Regions from separate parts of the Homo sapiens genome. Here region 1 is linked to region 2. The links are chromatin contacts, found by Hi-C or POLR2A ChIA-PET in ENCODE. All regions are on one chromosome and are shown on one strand. The core of a region is the stretch at or near the end of the contact, and the rest is flanking DNA. Distances in the headings are between cores, read along the strand shown.

Region 1 (2,700 bases), core at 198-2,697, 96 kb before region 2:
CCGGAGGGGGTGGCTACGTTGTGTTTGTTTGATGAGGAATAAATAAATGATGTTGGGTAAACCCTCCCAGTTAGTAGACTCCTCCTCTCACCCCCTGAAAGCTTAGACTAAGGGTCTCTTAGGCTTCTGCCAGTGAGGAGTCCAAAAGGGACAAGAGGCTTCAAAAAGAGGACAAGCCCCCAGTGGACTCCACTCAAGCTGGGCTCCGAGAGGCTTAGGAGGCTTCCAGGTTCCACTGGCAGTGGGTATGAAAATCCCTTTGCTACAAGTATTCTGAAGCCATGCCTGAATTTCTCCCATTCATTCACTCATTCATTCACTCTTCATTCATTCATTCATTCATTCATTCATTCATTCATTCATGCCTGCCTGCTCATCTATGCTTGAGTGGAACAGGCCCAGCTGATGTCCTGTGTGTACCCGGCACAGCTGCCACAGCTCCCAGCCCATCCACTCTGCCAGCCCACCTGGCCCCACAGGGCCAGGCCTGCAGGTGTCCTCTCCCAGGCAGGGGGCAGAGGAGGCAGCTCACTTCAAAGGGCCCCTGGCTTTGCCTGGGTCACAGTCTGGAGCTCCCCACTAAGAGCCGAGAAGCGTGGCCCTACAGAGGGTCCCAAAGCCTGAGGAAGGGAAGATAGGGAACTGCCCAGAATTGGGTAGCACTACTTCCCCATTTTACAGACGAGGAAACTACAACTTAGAGAGAAGAGGTTTCTGGCCCAAAGTCACACAAAGTCAAAATTGGACCCTGGTCAACATGGAAGGGGAGGGAGTGGAAAAGAGATGGCAGGGGAATGGAAGGGAAGGAAGAGAAAAGAAGTCTCTGGAATCGGCATGGGAAATGAAGAGACTCCCCCAAGGCCCTGTCCTCATTTACCCTCTGCGCCTGGCCCTTCCCTGCCCTGCCGGCTGGATGTCCAGGGACCCACCCAGCCCGACCTGCTCTCTGCCGCGCTGCTCACACTCGGCTGCTGTGCGCTCCTGCCCTCTGGTGGCAAGATCTGGAAGCGCGTTGTCACTGCATCCCAGCACCTCTAGAGGGGAAACTAGGAGCAAGTCAGTTCACCACCCACTGTGTGCAAGACACTGAGCTGGAGACCTAGGGAGGAGGGAACACAGCCCCGTTTCTGAGAGTGCAAAGTTTAGGGGACAAGACAGACAGGCAAACAGACCACGGCAACACAATGAGATAGGGACTTGGCTGGGGGAAGCTCAGGTTGTTTTAAACCTAAAACAAGCAGCCCCCAAATCTATGAGGAAGAGCCTGCCTAGCAGAAGGTCCCACCATGCCCAGGAACATTTGGGCAGCACCTGCTCTGAGGGCTCTGGGCTGCCTGGCTGGGGTGGGACAGACCCAGAGTCCTTTCTGATCTGTCTGCAGCGAGAGCCCTGGAGCCAGAGGGGACCCGAGGAGGTTTGCAGGCTGTGGTCTGGGCAGGAAGGAAGGGCTGAGGTCCCCACCCTTCTTCTCCCTTTCTTAACCTAGTGCAGACCCAGCTGAAGCCAGCCTCACAGGGTTAACAAGAACTGCGGACAGTCATATAGCTATAATTAAGCATTCATCAGGCTGTACTTTGACCCACTTCCTTGTAACCAAAAGTCACGTAGCCCTAGGTACGGACAGTTCACATCCCCATGGTTCCTATTGATAGGATCTCTGACCTTAGAATCATAGGAATTTTGTTTAAGAATTGCTTAAGCAGATCCTGAATTCCATCAGAACAGCTGATGCCAACCAGCTCGAAGACCCCCACAGAGGAACGGAATCCGCGTGACAGTGAGGTTTCTTCATCTCCTTGTCCCGTGACTGCACTCTTCGACCAATCAAGGACCTCCACACTTTGACCCACTTCAAAACCCTTAAAAATTCGAGCCCCGAACTCCCTGGGGAGATGATGGATTGGGGGTTTCCTCCCATCTCCTCACTTGGTGGCCCTGCATTGATTAGACCTCTCTCTCTGCTGCAATGCGGCATCTTGCATATTGACTTCCTGCACGGGTCAGGCCATGAACCTATTACGGTTCCAGAGCTTCAGGCTGGAGAGGCAGAGTGACAAGAGGGTTCAGTAGAAGGCTGGGAGCCAGACTGCCTGGGGTCTTAACAGCAATTGCGTCCTCTGGGCTTCAGTTTTCTCTTGTGTGAAAAGGTAATAAGAACAGTGCCCACCTCTGAGGGTCGCCCTGAGGGTTAAACACACTGATACAGAGAAAGTGGGCAGAATGGTGTTTGGCCCATGGTCAGGGCTGATCATATCTGCTCTTGCCAATAATGCCAACTCACCAGCATCCAGCCCTCCTTTCTTTGGAAGAGTTTCCCATCTCACTCTCATGGCAGATAGTACCACCCAGAGTAGGTGCAGAGGCCCAGAGAGAGGAGGTGTCTCACGTGAGGTCACTGGGCGAGCAGCAACTGTGTTGAGCCTGGCACCCAGGCCTCTGGGCCTAGAGGTTGCAGCCTGGATTCCCAGCCCCCTTGTGTACCTTCTGGGCATCCCTGACTTCCGAGTCCCTGAACTGCCCTCCTCAGTGAGGAGTCTACTTTGCTACTTATTAACAGACTCTCTCACAGGACTGCTGGGCAGGTGCAGCCAGTTTCAGAGTCGCAGCATCCATAGCATTTGCTGAAGCATTGGCTACAGGCAACACCTGTATTGCATTTGTCTTCCTGGAAGATAATGAGCTCTAAAGCTTCACTGTGAA
Region 2 (2,700 bases), core at 114-2,613:
TGAAGCTGAGGCTGGTGAACTCATTCGGCTAAAAAGTGGAGGAAGTAAACTGTTGCTCTCTGCATCCCATGGCTATGGGGTGTCCTCATGGAAAGAGGCTCTAGATGTAAGGACGTGGAAAAAGCGGTTTTCTCCCTTGCTTTATCCCTACCTGCTGCCCCCATCAGAAGAGCCAGGCTCTGTCCTATGCCACAGAAGGTTGCATTACAGCCTCGCTCCTCCCTGACCTTTGTTTCCTTAACAGCCTGAATGAGCTGGGGAGCCCATGTGCTATGTCTTCTGGAGCGGAGGGGAGGGGGCTTCAGGCGCCTAGGGAGCAGGTGAAGAGCCAATCAGGCCATATGACTGGCAGGTCCTCAACCTGCCTGATGACAATGATGCTGAGGAGGGGAGGCTGGGCTCAGGGTCCAGGGTCTCTGGTCATCAATCACCCCCAGGCCCCAGGCTACAGGCTCAGAAGCAGCAAGTTCTCCTCAGGGCCTGAGGTTGGAGCTGGGGCAGTGGGTGTCTTAGCAGGAACCAGCTTGGATTTTGCACATTACAGGGGGTATAGGGAAGGGAAGAACCAAGGAATAACTGATACTACAAGTCCCCCAAATGGCAGGATGTAGGGGGCAGGAATTTGATTTTTTTTTTTTTTTTTTTTGGTTTTTGAGACGGAGTCTCGCTCTGTTGCCCAGGCTGGAGTGCATTGGTGTGATCTCGGCTCACTGCAAGCTCCGCCTCCCGGGTTCACGCCATTCTCCTGCCTCAGCCTCCTGAGTAGCTGGGACTCCAGGCGCCCACCACTACGCCTGGCTTTTTTTTGTATTTTTAGTAGAGACAGGGTTTCACAGTGTTAGCCAGGACAGTCTCGATCTCCTGACCTCGTGATCCACCTGCCTTGGCCTCCCAAAGTGCTGGGATTACAGGCGTGAACCCCTGCACCCAGCCGGGAATGGGATTTAATTTGATTTAGGAATATACATAGCCATGTACCCTAGAGAGTCACACATGAGCCTGCTACTGGACAGACAGGGAGCACGGGCAGGGAGTAGGGGGCCTTGCCCAGGCCACAGCCAGAGAAAGCTGGGGTCTCATCTCCCTCCCCACTTTCCAGCCACCATCCCCCACAACAGCAAGGCAGGCCCACATTTCTGAGGTCTGATTTTGTCGAAGCCTCAGATATTCTCTAGAAATGTCAACAAATGCCCCTGGAAAACCACCCTCCCTCTCCTGTCTCCAGGAACCCAGGGCTTACCAAGAGGAAGTTACATGCGCTCACTCATTGACCTCACCTACTCCAGCAGGGGGTGGAGATTAAGACCAGAGAAGTTCCTCAGCTTGCCCAAGCCTCCAAAGGTCAAAGGCTAGCAGTGAGTCAGACTCAGATCCAGGCTTCTGGGCTCCCAGGTCTGGCCCCTCTGCTGCCCCAGCCTCCACTGCTGGGCAGCTGAGGTCTCCCAGAGTCCAGGGTGAGCAGAGCCAAGTGGGAGGGTTTCAAGCTCTCTAGCTGTCAATTGCCATTTGTACTTCCCCACCTGATCACCGCACTCTAGATAGGTAAACTGCATCCCTGCATCCCTAGAGGGTGACAGTAACTGCCAAAATAGGGAGCAGTGGGGTGGCGGGGGATGCTCAGGGACCATGACACATGGGTGGTGACCATCAACCACCAAATATCCCCTGGAACAAGTTGTAAGAACTCAGTGCCAAGAGACATCAGTGGGTGGCACTGAGGAACCAGAGGTGATGAGCTCACCCCAGGCAGTACCTCCCACCCAGATGAGCAAAGCCACACTGTAAAAGTGGCGAGTGCATCCGAGGGTTTCTCAAGCTGACTAGGACACAAGGGAAACCAGCCAAAACCCCCAAGCCGGGCGTGGTAGGTGTTGGCAGCCCGGAGGTGGGGAGTGGTGGTGGCAGGATGCCTCGTTTCCCAGGCAACACAGTGGAAACTGTCCCACAAACACCAACCAGGGGGGTGGGGGGGCACAGAAGGGTGGGCAGGGCTGACATCTGAGACGGGAATCTGCTTAGCTACTGCCAGAGGCCTGCCTCCTCTGAGTGCCTGGGGCCCTGGCCCCACCTCCGGGGATGCTCTCTGTTGGCTGGGTTCTGCACGTATTTATTCTTTCACTCAGTAAATGTTTACTGAGCCCCAGTGTAGACTGTAGTGGGAGAGCATGGGCTCTAAAGTCAGAAAGACTGGGGTCTGGATCTCAGCTGTGATGCTTCCAGTTATGTGCCCTTGCAGGCTACATCGCCGCTCTGAGCCTCAATGTTCTCATCTGAAGAATGGGAATTATTCTACCACATTCAAAGGTTGCCATAAGTATGAAATAGGAGAGTAGATGGCAGATAGTCAGTATTCAGTGGATGCAGCTATTATTGCCTGGCTCCATGCCAGACACAAGTTAGGTCAACTGGGGTGGGTGACTAGGGGAAGGCAGACATGGAAATGTATTAGATGCACTCCTGCCCTTGGGAAGCTCTCCTAGCCTATCGGGTGGAGGAGCCTGACTAGAGTCCTAAATTAGGTGAGTAGAACATCTGGAGAGCCATGGTAGAGATGAGCAAAGTGCTGGGGAGCACCTAGGAGAACCCCAACTGGGGGGTTGGGAAAGGTGTTGAAAAAGCATTTCGGTTAAACTTCATCAGACAAGAAATGAGTAGGAAAGGCATTCCAGGCAGAGAGAACAATGTGTACAAAGGCAGGAA

The links. A loop is a pair of places that touch in the nucleus more often than their neighbours do. ChIA-PET counts read pairs that join two places held with the same protein, here RNA polymerase II (POLR2A). Pooled maps may share reads with other maps.
Region 1: a loop to region 2 is called in a pooled map, with 2.0 times the contacts of the local background. The contact joins two enhancer-like sites. A Hi-C loop is called at or near these places in 1 of 168 maps with a recorded cell type or tissue (naive thymus-derived CD4-positive, alpha-beta T cell) and 8 of 50 pooled maps. POLR2A ChIA-PET finds 5 or more read pairs at or near these places in 5 of 52 experiments (A549, CD4-positive, alpha-beta memory T cell, MCF 10A and 2 more).

Annotation. Positions count from the first base shown.
Region 1 is chr2:9,798,143-9,800,842 of GRCh38, reverse strand. No RefSeq gene overlaps it. Among named protein-coding and RNA genes, the nearest start is that of TAF1B, 44 kb to the left of the region's middle. RefSeq lists a silencer at 1-23 and enhancers at 1-191, 192-1,027. Within about 2 kb of position 1,447, at least 13 of the 41 ENCODE cell types and tissues checked have a DNase peak (open chromatin) inside an H3K27ac peak, as active enhancers do.
Region 2 is chr2:9,702,499-9,705,198 of GRCh38, reverse strand. The region is part of intron 3 of LOC105373418 (a long non-coding RNA gene); the gene reads right to left. Among named protein-coding and RNA genes, the nearest start is that of YWHAQ, 73 kb to the right of the region's middle. Within about 2 kb of position 1,363, at least 8 of the 41 ENCODE cell types and tissues checked have a DNase peak (open chromatin) inside an H3K27ac peak, as active enhancers do.